Regions from separate parts of the Homo sapiens genome. Here region 1 is linked to region 2. The links are chromatin loops, found by intact Hi-C in ENCODE. Cell type or tissue: mammary epithelial cell. All regions are shown on one strand.

What was found. Peaks named below come from ENCODE experiments on the same cell type or tissue, not always from the same donor. Only the 100,000 strongest peaks of a DNase experiment are listed, where the experiment ranks them.
Region 1: it touches region 2 in a loop (8-fold over the local background); 20 of 110 quality-filtered maps call a loop at or near these places.

What each region holds. Positions count from the first base shown.
Region 1 is chr18:6,916,172-6,924,171 of GRCh38, forward strand. No RefSeq gene overlaps it. Among named protein-coding and RNA genes, the nearest start is that of LINC00668, 9.7 kb to the right of the region's middle. In mammary epithelial cell, a CTCF peak has its summit at 4,034; DNase peaks (open chromatin) are centred at 1,100 and 4,050.
Region 2 is chr18:7,033,625-7,041,624 of GRCh38, forward strand. LAMA1 (laminin subunit alpha 1) reads right to left here. Exons shown (of 63, transcript NM_005559.4): 10 at 6,452-6,612; 11 at 5,186-5,326; 12 at 3,954-4,127; 13 at 2,363-2,464; 14 at 855-1,066. Among named protein-coding and RNA genes, the nearest start is that of LAMA1, 80 kb to the right of the region's middle. RefSeq lists enhancers at 1,064-2,263, 4,477-4,977, 4,523-5,722, 4,686-4,980, 4,978-5,478. In mammary epithelial cell, a CTCF peak has its summit at 4,779; a DNase peak (open chromatin) is centred at 5,007; H3K4me3 peaks cover 527 bases; H3K27ac peaks cover 2,712 bases.

The DNA of each region.
Region 1 (8,000 bases), 120 kb before region 2:
CACTTGAACCCAGGAGGCGGAGGTTGCAGTGTGCCAAGGTGGCACCACTGTACTCTAGCCTGGAAGAAAGAGCAAGACTCTGTCAAAAAAAAAAAAAAAGAAGAATTATTCAGTAGTGCCAAGATTGAATAAACGTGCCCTGAGATAACAAATAAGGTAAGAGTGTCTGTTTTTCCTATTTTTATTTAACACTGTACAGGAGATCCTATCTAGCGCTGTAAGTCAAGAAAAAGAAAAGGCAAAAAGTGTTGAAAGGAAGAAGTATGAAACTGTTTAATTTGCAGATGATATGACTATATGATTATGTAAAGAAAGCCATAAGTAATCAATAGTTACAATTACTAGAAGTAATAAGTACATTTAGCAGCTTCACAAGGCACAAGGTCAATCACAAAAATCAGTTGTGTTCCATGTATTAGCTATAAAGACAGCTGGGAAAGAAAATTATAAAAGCAATACCACTTACAATAGCATCAACAAATATAAAATATAGAAAAATAAATTTAGAGCAAGATAAGCAGGGCCTAATTACTGAAAACTACAAACATTGCCAAGGGAAATTAAATATGAACTCAGTAAATGGAAGGATAGTCCACGTTCCTGTATTGCAATATTCAATGTTGTTAAGGCATGCATTCTCCCCCAAATGGACCTGTAGACACAACGAAATCCAAATCAGAATTCCAGGAGTCTTTTTTTGTTGTAGAAATTGAGAAGCTGATTTTAAAATGCATACGGAAATTCAAAGGACTTAGAATAATCAAAGAGTCTTGAGAAAGTACGATAAATTTGAAGGACTTATATTACTTGTTTCCAGACTTATTACAAAGCTACAGTTATCAGTACAGTGTGGTATTGGTGTAAGGATAAGCAGAAGGATCACTGGAACAGACTAGAGTTAAGAAATAGACGCATACATACATAGTTGATTTTTCACAAACTGCCAAGGCAATTCAGTGGGGAATGGAAATTCTCTTTAAAATACAGTGCTGTGATTCCCGGGTGTGATGATTAACTTTAGGTGTCAGGTTGACTGGACTGAGGAATGCCTAGTTGCCTGGTGATGCACTGTCTCTGGGTATTTCTGTTAGGCTGTTTCTAGAGGAGACTCGCCTGTGAGTCAGTGAACTGAGAGAAGCCCCACCCTCAATATGGGTGGGCACAATTCAATGGGCTGGAGGTTTGGCTGGGACAAACAGGTGGAAGAAAGGGGAATTCTCTGCTGTCTCCTCTCTGTTCTCTCTCTCCCTTCCAGAGACAGATGCCTTTTTTCCTTCTGCCCTACCAGACTCCAGGTTCTTCAGGTTTGGACTCTGTGACTTGCACCACAAGACTCCCGAGGGGCTCTCAGACTTTAGGTCTCAGACTTGGGGCTGCTTCCAGAATGAGCCGAGCTATGGGTTTCTCTGGTCTTCAGCTTGCAGATTCCCCTATGGTGGGAATTTTCCACCTCTCGTTGATTTTGGGAGCCAATTCCCCTGAATAAATCCCTTCCCATATATATGATTGGTTCTCTCTGGAGTACTCTGACTAATACACCGGGACATCCCTTTGGGAAAAAAAAAAACCATGATGAACCTGGACTTCTATTTCACAAAAGTACAATATATGCAAGTTAGATCACAGGCTTTAATGTGAAAGCTAAAAGTATAGTCTTCCAGAAGAAGACTGGGGAGGTTATCTTTATGACTTTGAAGTAAGTAATATTCCTCAGACAACGTTGCAAGACATCTTCTCAATTCCAAAGTTCTCTTCAAAATATTATTTCTTTGACAACAACACATGCAAACAGATGGAAGAGAATCAGGAGTTGGGGCAACGCAGGGCCCTTGGATATGTCATTTATCTCTGCCACCATAAATCATACTTTCTCTCAATACCTACAGACGGGGGTAAGCAGTGAGGAGAATTGGTAGGGGTATGATTTTGAAAGATTTTACCGTATGTGTACTCTTACAATGTGTTTATGAACTTGTACCTAATGATAATTCATTCTGAGCTTTGCTCTTCCATCTCGTAACATTTTTATCACTGTGCAGGTGCAAGCCTGTGCTACAGTGTAGACTCCACCACCCCAGGGCACCAATCCAATCACATAACAATCTGCATGTATAAGTACCAAAATCGGTACTACCATACCCATCAGTAATAGTCCGCCAATTCTCCAATCTAAAAATCTATTGCCTAACAGGGTTGTGGAAGCTATTTTCTGCTTCCATAAATCTTTCAATGCTGCAACTTTTTGTTTTCGAACAGTAACAGTTCGGTTTCAACAACAGCTATTTTGCAAATGGTTACCAACATGATCCAGTTCTAACAAGTAATCCACAGTTATTCTGTTGTCAATTACATGATCAGTTACAGTATTTCTAACCCTACAACTCTTGACTCAGTAATGAAATCATTCATGAAGTATGATTTAGTGATGCAGATGATAAGCACAAAATATGCTGCGCATAAACAGTTAGCATCCCTCTACATTAATTTGACAAGTTAACGTCACCCCACGCCATTTTGCCAACGGTTGTAAGCAAAAGGATTCATAAATGATAAAGAATCCCGGGATGCTATTCTTAGCCACCTCTATTTGAAGAAGAATATGAATTTACAAGTCTGGAGAGTTTCCTTGGTCACAACACCAAATAGCAGTCACTTGTTCATCTTTTGAACACGCTGTGATGTCATGCAGAGATTTCAAAGTGCACTTCCGGGAGTAAGGCAGGGCCAAGCACAGTTGTTGTCCTCAGCAGTTTACAGAGGGATGAGTCTGGGGAGTTAATCTCGGTGGTCTTTCTGTGCCTACCGGAGCTAGAACCAGAACTCTATGTCAATACATTGCGCTACCCAACCAGTTGAGGAGAAGTCTTTTCTGTTTCAGGACAGAAAGGTTACAAAGACCATAGTTTGAAAAGATACATCCTAAGATCGGCCATTCTTTTCCTAAAAGCAATGCTCTCAAGCAAACATTTCATGTCACCAGGTTCCCAGGGGAAAGGAGGTAGACAGCCTGCAGTTAGATTTTCACAGAGATAGAGAAAAGATTATGTTAACCTTTTATGCAGTCCTTCCACCATGTGATGTAGGTTCAATCCACTTAACATACAAATATGCAAAGTGATATATATATGAGAACCAGCATTTGACTTTTTCTATGGGACAGTAATCTCCCTTTCACCTCTTGACCAATCCAATTACTTAATGTCCAAGTAATCTTAATACGACTCCAATATTTTTATCCTGGGAATTATGGGCGTAGTTACATCAAATAACAGCATGACAATGTTTAACATATCAAATTATAGTACAGCTAATTTTTTTGGTTTTCAAGCCATGTTTCATTTTTATTTTAAAAAATAAATCTGGTGGTGTATATTTAAGGTGTTCAACACGATATTATGTATCTAGTGAAATGGTTACTAGAGTACAACAGATTAATATATCCATCATCTCACATAGTTACCCGTTTTTCCATTTTTCCGTTTTTCCGCCTTGTGGCAAGAGCAGCTATGATCTACTGATTTTGCAAAAATCCTTAACACAACACACTATAGAAACGACAGTCCCGATGTTGTTCATTAGATCTTTTGATTTGTTCCTCCTACATACTTGCTACTCTGTATCCTTTGACCTAAAAGGGGACGCGTGCTAACCTGGAGACAGCATAATTATTGCTCAGTTTAGCAAGTATTCCCTTTTAAACATTCCAATTTAGCACGTTTCAAACTGGATTTTTAAATCTTTATGCCCAAATCCGTTCCACCCACATTAAAAAAAAAAAAAATCTCAGTTAACAGTGGCTTTTTCAGTTTCTCAAGTCAGAAATCTTGGAGTCCCCTTGACGACTTTCTTCTTGTCACATCCCACACCAGCCCCTTAGCAAGTGCGGGGTGACCCAGTTCAAGGCACTGTCATGAACACAGGATGACCAGGTTCTTCTGGCTTGCACTTGCAAACCTTTAGACGATCACTTTTTGCCTCTTAAACAGCTTTCTTACTATATATTCTGCTTTCCCGGTATTCGTCGCTAGACGGCAGCAGAGGATTTTGATTGGATTCCAAACTGGTTGGTTAAAGCAGCCTGAGCAGCTCAGAGGGAGGTTGTGGTTGTGTGTTGTGGTGCTGGTGTGTGGTTGTGGTTGTGGTGTTGTGTGGTTGTGGTTATGTGTGGTTGTGTGTGGTTCTGGTGTGTGGTGGTGGTGTGTGGTTGTGTGTGGTTGTGGCAGTGTGGGGTTGGTGGTGTGTGGTTGTGGAGGTGTGTGGTGTGGTTGTGGTAGTGTGTGGTGGTGGTGGCGTGTGGTTGTGGCGGTGTGTGGTTGTGTCGTCCTTGCTGTTGCCTTACTTGTCTTGGAACTCTTCAGCAGGCAGAGGAGAGAGAGGTTCTTCAGACCGTCCTCATACCTGGGGACTAGTGGGTGGCTGTGCGGCCGGAGGCTTTAAAGCTTTGTCTTGCATCCGCGGGCCACGCTGGAGGTCGGGCGCCCGCAACCCTGCGCCAGGCCGTCCTGGGCTTGCCGACGCTCGGCCCCTGCAGCTCCATCCGCCCGCGGGCTGCCTTTGCTTTGCCTCCCTGTGTGGCTGGGAACCAGCGGGGCGGGTGCCATCGTCCGGCCTCACCCCCTACCCTGGGTCCTGCACGTGGGCACTGCGGGCTTCTGGGCCACCTCCGCCCTTGCAGCGCAGAGGGCCCCGTGGTCTTCGTCAGCGCTCAGTCAAGGTGAGTAGGGCAGGCAGTCTTTTCTTGAGTCTCTTCGTTTCTGACACCTGTAAACAAAGGTGAACCCTAAAGAGCCACTCCTTCAAGAGGCACCCAGATGGCCAGCTGGGCCTACATTTTGAATAGAGCCACGCAGCCATCTGCAGTTGACTAGAGGTCACCCTGAGTCCCCAGACCACCCGCACTTCTGCTGTACTTTGCCACACGCTGCGCTCACCTGAACCAGCCAAGGAGATCTCAGCTGTATCAACCAATCAACCAGAGCTCAGCTGTATTGACCAATCACAACTAGGCAAGTTTGAATCTTTTATTTGCATAAATGAACATGATTGGGCACCTGGGCAGGCACTGTCACTATAAAACCAGAGCCCTCCCTTTGTACTTTGGAATGTACCTTCCTTTAAGGCTGTATCTCCCAGGTTTGCAAACTGTTCACTGGAATAAGCCTCTTTCCTCCAAATTCCTTTTCAAACGACTTTTGTTCACAAACCCCGCACAAACAGCTTCATCCCATAGGGTTAATTTACTTCCCTGGATATAGCTCCTGACTTTGGCACAGAATGGCCCTGAATGATAACTAAGCCCATGCACCCCATGCACTATCTCTATCCTTTCTCTTTCTTGGCGGATCCAAATGCTAGGTTTGGAAGAGTAATGGCAATTGTCATCCTATGGTAATATTTCCTGCCCTGTTACTGGTATTTTTTCTGTTCCATAGCTAAGAAAGCTGTCATTCCTAGTTAATTGATGGCTTCAAGGGCATATTTAGGAGGTTATCTATTCCTACCTTCTTGACTAGGAAATGCCTGCTGTCCCCTTCTGGCCATCCTGGAAGGTTCTGGCCCTGAGCTGGGTTGCAATCTCTTCCACTAGATCAACTTGGAACCCTGCTGGCATTATCTCAGTTCCAAAGACATCTACAAAATGTTGTTTGACAGCAAAGCACACAGCAGATGGAAAAGAATCAGGAGCTCCAGGGAAGCTGGAGGCTCTATTAGACACATTTCTCTCTTCTTCCCAGCAGTAAATTACACCTTCTCTGACCAGAAAGAAGTTGGAAAGGGATACATGGGAGGGGACACCTTTGAAAAATTTATCTGAATTTTGCCAACTAACAATCACTTGCATAGTCTTCCAGGCAATGACATCTTATTTATGACCTTTTATGTTATATAACACATACAGCTCATTTTCGGTAGTTGCTCTGCATTTGCATAACATTTCTATCACTGCATAGCAGTGAGCTTTGCTATAGTCCTGAGCTCCATTTCCTTAGACATTGGAAACAGGCTTCTCTACCACACAGTTCTGTGTCACTACAATAGGACCACAAAAACCTTAGCCATAGAAGGAAATCATTGATAAATTGGATCCATACAATTTAATATTTTTGCTCAGTCAATAAACTGTTAAAGGAAAGCTATAGATTAGGTGAAGAATGTGTGTGTTTGTGTGTGTGTGTGTGTATAATTCACAGAATATGTAAAGAACTCTAACAAATCACTGATTTTAAAAAGATAATTTTTTAATGGACAAAAGACTTGAACACTTCACAAAAGTATAGAAATAGACAACATGCATAAAAAGATACTCAACATCATCAGTCATCAGAGAAATGCAAATTAAACCACCAGGTGATAGCACTATGCAACCACAAGAATACTCAACATTGGCTGGGCACGGTGGCTCATGCCTGTAATCCCAGCACTTTGGGAGGCTGAGGCAGGTGCATCACAAGGTCAGGAGATCAAGACCATCTTGGCTAACATGGTGAAACCTCGTCTCTACTAAAAACACAAAAAATTAGCTGGGCGTGGTGGTGGGTGCCTGTAGTCCCAGCTACTTGGGAGGCCGAGGCAGGAGAATCACTTCAATCCGGGAGGCAGAGGTTGCAGTGAGCCGAGATTGCACCACTGCACTCCAGCCTGGGTGACAGAGCGAGACTCGGTCTCCAGAAAAAAAAAAAAAAAAAAAAAAACCATGCTCAACATTAAAAAGAGACATAATACCAAGTGTTGGCAAGGAATACAACAACTGGCGTTCTCATACATTGCTGTTGGGAGTATAAAGTAGCAGAACTACTTTGGAAAACTGGCAATATAGTATAAACATAACCATGTACCTACCCTATAACCTAGAAATCAACTCCTAAGATATTACCCAAGAGAAATTAAAACACATCCACACAAATACTTGTGCAAGAATGTCCACTGAAGTTTTATTCATAACACACAAAACTTGGAAAAGGGTTAAATACACTTGGTTAATTCATATAACGGAGTACTACTCAACAATAAAATAAAATGAATTTAGAGCACATGCAACAATATGAATTTCAAAAACATGTTGCATGCAAAAAGTCAAACATGAGTCCATACTGACAAAGGTTTTCTTTGACCTAACTCCAGTGAGGCCCTCTAAGCCCTCAAAGCTTAAACTTTAGACTGTCCTTGGTTCATTTAGGTGAGTTACAATCTTGTTGGGTCAGTTTATCGAAAATCCCCCACCATTGTTATCTGATCAAATTCCACACCCCCCACTCTTCATATCTTCCCATACTGGCCTGCCTTGAGCAAAGATCCTGTTGAGCTCCTCTAACAAAAACCTCCCTAGCTTTGATGTTTCCTCTTAGTAACTTTCCATCCACTGAGCCCCACCCTGCTCCTTGGCTAGAAACCCCCAGTTGTCCTTGTTGTGTTCAGAGTGGAGCCAAACCTTTCTTCCCTACTGCAAAACCCCATTATGGAGGTCCCCCATGTTAAAATCTGCCTTATCATCTTTAATGAGTGTCATGAATAATTTTTCTTTAACAATGCATGATTCCACTTACATGAAATTCAACAGCAGGAAAAACTAATCTATGGAGATATACATTAGAAAAGTGGGTCGCTTGGAGCAGGGGCCGACTGGAAATGGGCATGGGGTAATTCCCCTGGGCTCTCCATGATCAGGCCCAACCTACTTTGTCCTTTTTCCTCTCCCATTGCTGCACAGCAGGGTCCCTCTGCTTCAGTCAAGAGGTTAGATCTGCCATGCCTTCACCACCCACCCATCCCCACAGTCTCATCCCCACAGTGACAGCACTTTGTGAACTGGGCTGCTCTACCACAAAGGCTGCCAGCACACATTCTGCAGAGCCTGGTTACAGATGGCATCTTAACAGATGCCCATATCATTCACTCCATCCCACTGTACAAGTTAGCCCTTCATTTTGTAGTGTTTTAAGGTTAAAAACACATATGCCTCTTGATCCTTGCAATTTTAATAAAGCACTCTCTCCATTTTC
Region 2 (8,000 bases):
TCTGGTGTTGCCTATTTGGAGTTGAAGCACCTCAGAAAAATTAATCCATTCAATTATCACAAATAGAAAGATTACCCTTAAATGTGTCATGCTATGTTTGTGTTAGATGCATACAACTTTTTTTTTTTGAGACAAAGTCTCGTTGTGCTGCCCCAGCTGGAGTGCAGTGCCTTAACCTCAGCTCACTGCAACGTGCACCTCCTGGGTTCAAATGATTCTCATGCCTCAGCCTCCTGAATAGCTGGGACTACAGGCATGCGCCACCATGCCTGGCTAATTTTTTGTATTTTTAGTAGAGATGGGGTTTCACCATGTTGGCCAGGCTGGTCTCAAACTCCTGACCTCATGCAATCCACCTGCCTCGGCCTCCCAAAGTGCTGGGATTACAGGTGTGAGCCACCATGCCCAGCCTAGCTGCATACAACTTTTATGCTTGGCACGGCATTGCCAGAAATTGTCCTCCCGAAAGTAATCAAATGACCAACGATGGATACGTTCACTTAAATGGACTGAGTAAAAGCTAAGACCATTAACATTAGGATGGTGAGAACCAGGTGCAACATGGTCCAGACAATCGCTAACTCATCGTGCATTTCCCAGAAACCCCCTTTGAAAGTTTCTCATCCTAATGTCAAGTCTGTCTTCTACTGGATACACTTGATGTGGATAACTGTTCTTACGTTTTCAATAAAATTACATTTATAAACTTAATAATTCTTAAGACAGCCAGATCCTGTAGCTGTGTCCTTAATATAATGAATGTAAAATACGTTGAGCTTTAAATATATATGAATAAACAAACATAAAATGGAAGTACCTTCACCGTAAGTTTTTCCTCCATTTTCAATACATACCTGTAAAGAGCCATTTTTGCAGAATTGTAGTTGGCTCTGATCAAAAGATGTGTCACATTGGCAAGGACAGTCATCAGCTGGTCACGATCAATCTGCCTTTTGCTGTGAAAATCTTGGAAGTTTTCAGGCACAAGTCTAACCACGTTTAGGTACTCTTCATAAGGCTGCAATGACAGACCCTCAGCCTGTGTGCTTAAAGTGAGTCCGTTTCCCTAACATTTAAAAACAAGAGAAAATATATTTGTCATTCAATTTAATGATAAAATAAAAATAAAATCAAATTTTGTATTCAGCAACGTGGTTTTTCATTCGTGCCTAGCTTCTTGTGGCAAACGTGTAATGGTGTGTACAGCTCTTGGCCCAGAATTATCAGAGAAAAGGTGTTTCATTGTATTATTTTTAGAGGGGTTCTGGTAATAAACTGAAAGCCTGTGTACTTCGCTGGGATCTTGGAAAAGAAAGAAAGTCGTGCAGTTGCCCACAGCTTTTATCAAAGCAACCCATCTGACACCTCTAATCTTTAACTAAAGTACAGAAGTAGAAAAAGTATGTAAACATAGCTCCAGCTTTTCATCAAGTTGCTGTTCACAAAAGTGATTTACCGTGTGCGGTCTGCAATTGGTCAGGCTGGAGATGGAGGTGAAGATAGCTCCAGGTGAAAGGACATGAGAGACAAGAACCTGGAGTGGTTTCTGCCCAGACATGCCCCAGACCCTGGGACATTACCACTTGGGGAGTCCTCCTGACTGAGCTGGATCTTTTTATGGAGACTGAGGATGTGGGGATAGGGACAGAGGCTGAGGACAAGTATGGCAACACGTCTACTGTCCTCAGACCGCCAAGTACTGCCTAATCCATTCATCTGAGAGGCAAAGTGGCACAGGGAAGAAGAGACTTCAAAAAGAAGATTCAAGGTCAGAGCAAAAATTTGTCTCCTTTTTACTTAAAATTTTTTTTTTTTTGAGATAGGCTCTCTCTCTGTCACCCAGGTTGGAGTGCAGTGGTGCAATCACAGCTCACTATAACCTTGAACTCCTGGGCTCAAGCCATCCTCCTGCCTCACCCTCCCGAGTACCTGGGATTACAGGCACGTGCCACGGTGCCTGGCTAATATTTTTTGAGAGACGGGGGTCTCACTATGTTGCCCAGACTGGTCTCAAACTCCTGGCTTCAAACAATCCTCCTGTCTCAGCCTCCCAAAGCACTTACATTATAAGCATGAGCCACCAAGCCCAGCTCCCTTTCTTTTTAAATGTGAAAAGATGGGTACACCCTGGAGATGAAGAGAAGAGTGGCGGGTGCTGTCCTGAGGCAACTCCAGAAATGGGCTCAAAGACAGATTCTCACACTCACCATCTCAGTAGTCCCCACGCAAGTCCAGGGTCTACTGAATGGCCACCTGGCCACCAGCTCCTTGCTGGGATGTCCTCACCTAGTAACTTTCAGTCATAAACTATCAGCCCACTAAGCCCTAAGCTCTATAGCAGAATCAAAGCAAAAACAATCACCTTAATGATGACGTCAGCATGCGACATGAGGTTACTGTCTACCGTCTCTACCGGAATATCGTAGGACACCGTGTATTTCAGGAATCCGCCAAACGCAGTCAGCTGAAATGTTTAAGCGAGAATGAACACGAAAGGGGAAGACAATCACAGCAACAATCAAGTAAGAGGAAGTGGTCACTGGGATCCATCTGCAAACAACTAGGCTACAACTATCCCCTTGACCATGACAGACAAGGAAATTCACATTAAAGGCAGTGAAAGGGGAGTATATTCATAAACATTTTGGTTAATCAATATTACCAACATGCAGGACACTGTTTGAAAGCACAGAAGAAAAATGTACTCTTTGTTAGAGACCACAAGGCAAATTACTATAAACTTTTGTTAATCACACAATAGATATTTACTTCGGTTAAGTAATTTAGGGGATGAGGAGTTTGACCCATGTCTACAATCTCCACATTTTCATTTCAGCATCCTCCTCATAGGACAACAAAGAATATGTCTGATTTGCTAGTTAGAGAAAGGACTAAAGGTGTTTCTTCTGATTAGATGTCCTTCAATATAAAATTAAGATTTTCTTTCTGATGGGTATATGACAGCAATATATTGTTCAGAACCCAACTTTGCACCATAAAATTGGAGAAGTGATATCAAGAGAAAAAAAAATCATTGAACTCTGTTGATAAAATCATATCAATAGAGCACATGTTCTAGGATTATAATTTGAGAAAAAAATAATTTTCAAAAATAAATACTCCTTAAAAATATACAAAACAAGTTTTAAAATGAAAATATCATCAAATTAAATAGAAGCGTACCAAGCTACAAGACTACACTAGCATGCCTGTATGCCATTACTTTAAAACAAAACAAAACCAAAAACCCGGGAAGGTAAGCAGGGAGCTATAATAATTGAGATGCATTCTCGGGAATAAATTTTCGTATCAATCAGAATCTGGAGAGATGCGGCATAAGTGGGGAGGGGGGAATGGGAACACATCATTGCAAGGAAGGCCCAAGCCTACAAACCAACCTCCACATTGCAGAATCACCAGTTTGCATTTTCTTGAAATATAACAAAAGCAGAAAGTATTCCATCTGTTCCTAAATGTGAGCTTCAGATGAGCACAGCCTGCCACGGTACTCAAAGTGAGGGAGCAGCACAGCAGTCCCATTGCTGGAACCTTCCCTGGGTTGTTTCTTGTATGCCAGGCCCTCCACTAAGCCATGGAGGCTCTAAGCTGAGCCTATGGCAAACTAAACAAAGCGGGAATGTGAGGAACACTTCATAAACAAGTGATCCAGGGACCCAGAAAGTTTATCTCAGAGACGGGGATGAGACTTCACCAAACACACTGCTCAGGAACCAGACCAGAAGAGCAGAAGTTCTTATTTGAATAATACAACATAAAGTCTAACAAGGCTAGAAAACCTTCTTTGTATCATCAGATGCAAGTACAGGCTATGAAATGCTGTCCAACACTCAGGTGCCCTATGAGACTACCTAAAATGCAGGCAGCGCAAGTTCTTTCTCAGTGTTCCCTGAGATCTTCATCTGAGACATCGCTACCTGCAGGGTCACACGCACCTTATTTCCAAGGTAGGCCTCGGGGGCTGCCCAGTAGTACTTGGGAGCCAGTCTCTGCATGACCGCGGTGTTGTTGATGCTGACCTGATGGCGCCCGCCTAGTGCATCTTGCTGAGACGGGATCTTCCTGGGACTGATCAAGTCGGTGACCAGCCACCCGGACATACTGTTTACCTTAAAAACAAATTCAAGAATTTTGAAGTATGAAATAGAACTTACCTTAGATTTCACCCAGTGCAGCAGTAATATTTTCACAATGAAGAAATGGGCCAGAAAGCTTCTCTAGGGATGGCATTAACATAACACCTGTGGCTGCTGAACCTCATGACCCTTGACCCTTCCACTTGTAAAGGACCAGGAGGACCTGAGAACAAGTCTCACTACTCCAAATCCAGATCCAGTATAAGCAAATAAATGAGCAAAACCATAAAGGCCATGGGTATAGATTTTAGATTTAAAACAACAAAGAACATCATAAATGCATTCAGCAAAATGTCTCTTGCTAAGTCTGACTCCCTCTTCTTCGTTGCCCCCTGCTTTTTACCCAAATGTTGAAAAATGTACAAAGATAACCTCTAGATCTTATACTCCCAATGCGTCACCGACATAGAGGTGATGGTACTCCCCCCAGCGTGGTGTCCACAGCAGTCACTGCTGGGTAAGTCCCTACCGAGCAGCTCCTCCCTTGCCTGCAGCCATCACACCATCTCCACCTCTCCTAGCCACCACTGGACACCCCTGTTGAACCCATCACCCCAGAACTCCCTGTTCCGGAAACAACTTGGCCTGCATTCCTAAACCCTGCACCACGTGCCGCTGTTCCCACCCTCGCCACTGGAGGGCCTCCTACTCCTTAGCGTCTTTGAGCTGGAAAATCCCCATGGCCCCACGGCCCTCTGGGCTCCCAGGCCTGAGAGCAGCAGGGGCGGGCGGAGGGAGAGCCGACCTCCCCACCCAATCCATTTCCCCACAGAAGAAATTGAAACAAGACGTGTTCTCTAGTGCCACATCATCCTGTTTTTTCCATAGAGAAATGTGTGTGGGAGTAAGCACATGACCTATAAAGAATCTTGAGAGGCAGACGGCTGCCTTTGACCCACGTCAGTATCATTGCATAGCGATGAGAGTGGTGTCACGGGAAGTCATCCTCATTTCCTCCTCACACAGCTCGTGCCAAGCTTGTGCAATACGACCTGCTCATTAAATCCCGCCGCGCAGATGGCGCCTCCCACCTGACCAACAGGCCAAGAGAGGCTGCTGCAGACATCAGAAACGCCAAAGCAGAAGCACTCGGAGCAGCCCCGGGGGTTTTTTTCCTTCAAGTTATAGAATCCTGGCTTGCAGCGATCACAGGCCTTCCCCTCAACGTTTTCCTGTAAGTTAGGGTAAAAGATTAGCTTTTGAAACCAATGTGTCTGTCCAGAGAGAATAAAATGACATTAACAAGATAGGTGTTCGGTGATCCACAGAGACAGGTGAATAAACGTCCAAAGTAAAGGTGAGGCCTCATAAAGTCAATATTTCCAGAATAGAGATTTTGAATTATATATAATTTGATTTTGTACTCAAGAACAAGGCTGGAGATCTTAGAACTCGGTCATTCCATTTAAATTGTTTTGTTTTGTTTTAAATTTTTCATTTTTTTACTGATCTTTCCAGCATTTCAAAATCTGAAGAGAGCTATAGAATTTTCTCTTATTCATAAATGCTCAAGATTATTTCCAGTAGTATATAACATGTGCCTAAGACTGCACAGGTGGGAATAAGCACATAGGTACAATGGAATGTCCTATGAATTATGAAGAAATTGTTATTAATATTGTAAGGCCAAATAAAACCCCTCACTGGCACCATATTAATGCATTTCTTATGACTATTCAACTCCTTTTTAACAGACACTCAAAATAGCATATCTGCGTTTAATTGGTGTTCTCAGAAATTTAATGTTAATCTGGTTCTCTTCCGAATACAAAGCTGGAAAAGAATACCATAGAATTAAGCTAGGGGTCAACAGCATCTCTTTTGCAACTACTCAACTCAGCCTTTATTGGTTGAACATAGTCATAGAAAATACATAAGCAAATGGATACAGCTCTGTTCCAATAAAACTTTATTCACAAAACAGGCAGTGTGTCAGATTTGGCCCACGAGCCATAGTTTACCAAGTCCTGGTTTAAAGAAAGAAAACAGAGATGAGGCCCACAGAGGAGGTGGGAATATAAAGGTATGCAGTGTTTGGTGTCCTCTAAGAAGTCACAGAAATGCCTCTGGAATATATCACCATTACCAGAGGTACAAAAAAAGAAGCCAGATGCCCATGTGAGTCCAAGCATATATAATACAGCCAACTCGGTGTGGCTTGGAGAGAAGGGGCAAGGGGAGTTCTGCTTAAACCTTACCACTTTGCTCAAGAACTGATCATTGGAGCCAATGGAAAACACTCCTTTTCCAGAGAAGCTCAAAGGAAGCTCAGGGGTGTCTCTGACCTCCCCACTTACCTTACAAACACAGGGCCCTGTGCAGGGCTCATCACTGGCACTGCCCACTGGGTTGCACCCACAGGAGACACAGGTCGGGTAATCCTTATAGCCAAGTTGGCAGCGATCACATTTTTCTCCTGTATAACCTTCCTTACATGGGCACTGACCTGGCTGCTTCCCTAGAAAGACAACAATGGCAATGACCCAACATGAAGGCAAAAGAGGTTTAAAGCAGGGGTTGGCAAATGTTTTCTGTAAAGGGTCAGAGGGTATCTATTTTAGGCTTTTTGGCCTCAGAGTCTCATTTGCAGCTGCTCAGCTCAGCCATTATTGTTCGAACACAGCCATAGAGAATACACAGGCAAATGGCTATATCTCCATTCCAATAAAACTTTATTCATAAGAACAGACAGTGTGCTGGATTTGGCCCATGGGCCATAGTTTGCCAATTCCTTGTTTAAAGAAAGAAAACAGAGATGAAACCCGTGGAGGGAGCTGGGAATATAAAATGGTAGAGTGACTTTGGAAAACCTTTTGACACTTCTTCAAAATGTTAAGTTATAGAGTTGCCATAAGATCCAGCAACTGCACTCCTAAGTAAACACCCAATAAAATAATGAAAACATACACCCACAAAAGTCCCTAGTAGCATTGTTCATAATGGCCCCAAAGTAGAAACAATTCAAATGTTCATCAACTGATGAATGGATATATGAAACATGGTATGTCCATACTATGAAATATTATTTGGTAATAAAAAGGGTTGAAATACTGATACATGGTACAACACGGATGACCTTGAAAACATTATACTAAATGAAAGAAGCCAGTCACCAAAAACCAACATATATGGTTCCATTTCTAAGTTCAGAATAGGTAAATCTGCAAAGAAAAAGGTAATTAACGATTGCCAGGGGCCGGGAGAAGGGGCTGGAGGAAAGTAAGAAGTGACAGCTAGTTTGTAAGGGGCTTCTTTATGGGATGATGAAAATGTTCGACTCTTAGATTGTGGTGATGGTTGCACCAATACACCAAAACAATGAATTGTAGACTTCAAATGGGAGAACTGTATCGTTGTAAATTATAAAACTGTTTTGTAAAAAAAAAAAAGCACAGAGGCAAGTGGCAGAGAGCAGCAAGCACTATCTTTGCTTTTAATGTCAGTTTTGAAACCTTCAGGCAGTTAACCTTCTTGACTGCTCTGAGCTACAGCAAAGTGGGTTAAGTAATTTCTATCTGCTATGGTTGCAAAGTTTAAATGATATATTTTTTTAAATGAACTCAATTGAGGGTAAATGTCACCACCACTATCACCATCATCATCTTCATTATTATCATCGTCATCATCCCCTCACCAGGTGCACGTAAGAATCAATTCAGTTGGGTAATTTACCCTCCCCATCGCTGGGGGGCCCACCCATCCCTACTGGTCGATATCCATTTTAACTGCCAGTGGCTGAGAACTTGATGGGGTCACAAGAGTCTTTGAACAGACGCAACCTATTCAGGAGACTCTGGTATTTGCAAGTCAATTTGCCAGTTTTTGAAACGGAAAGAGAACTCTGAC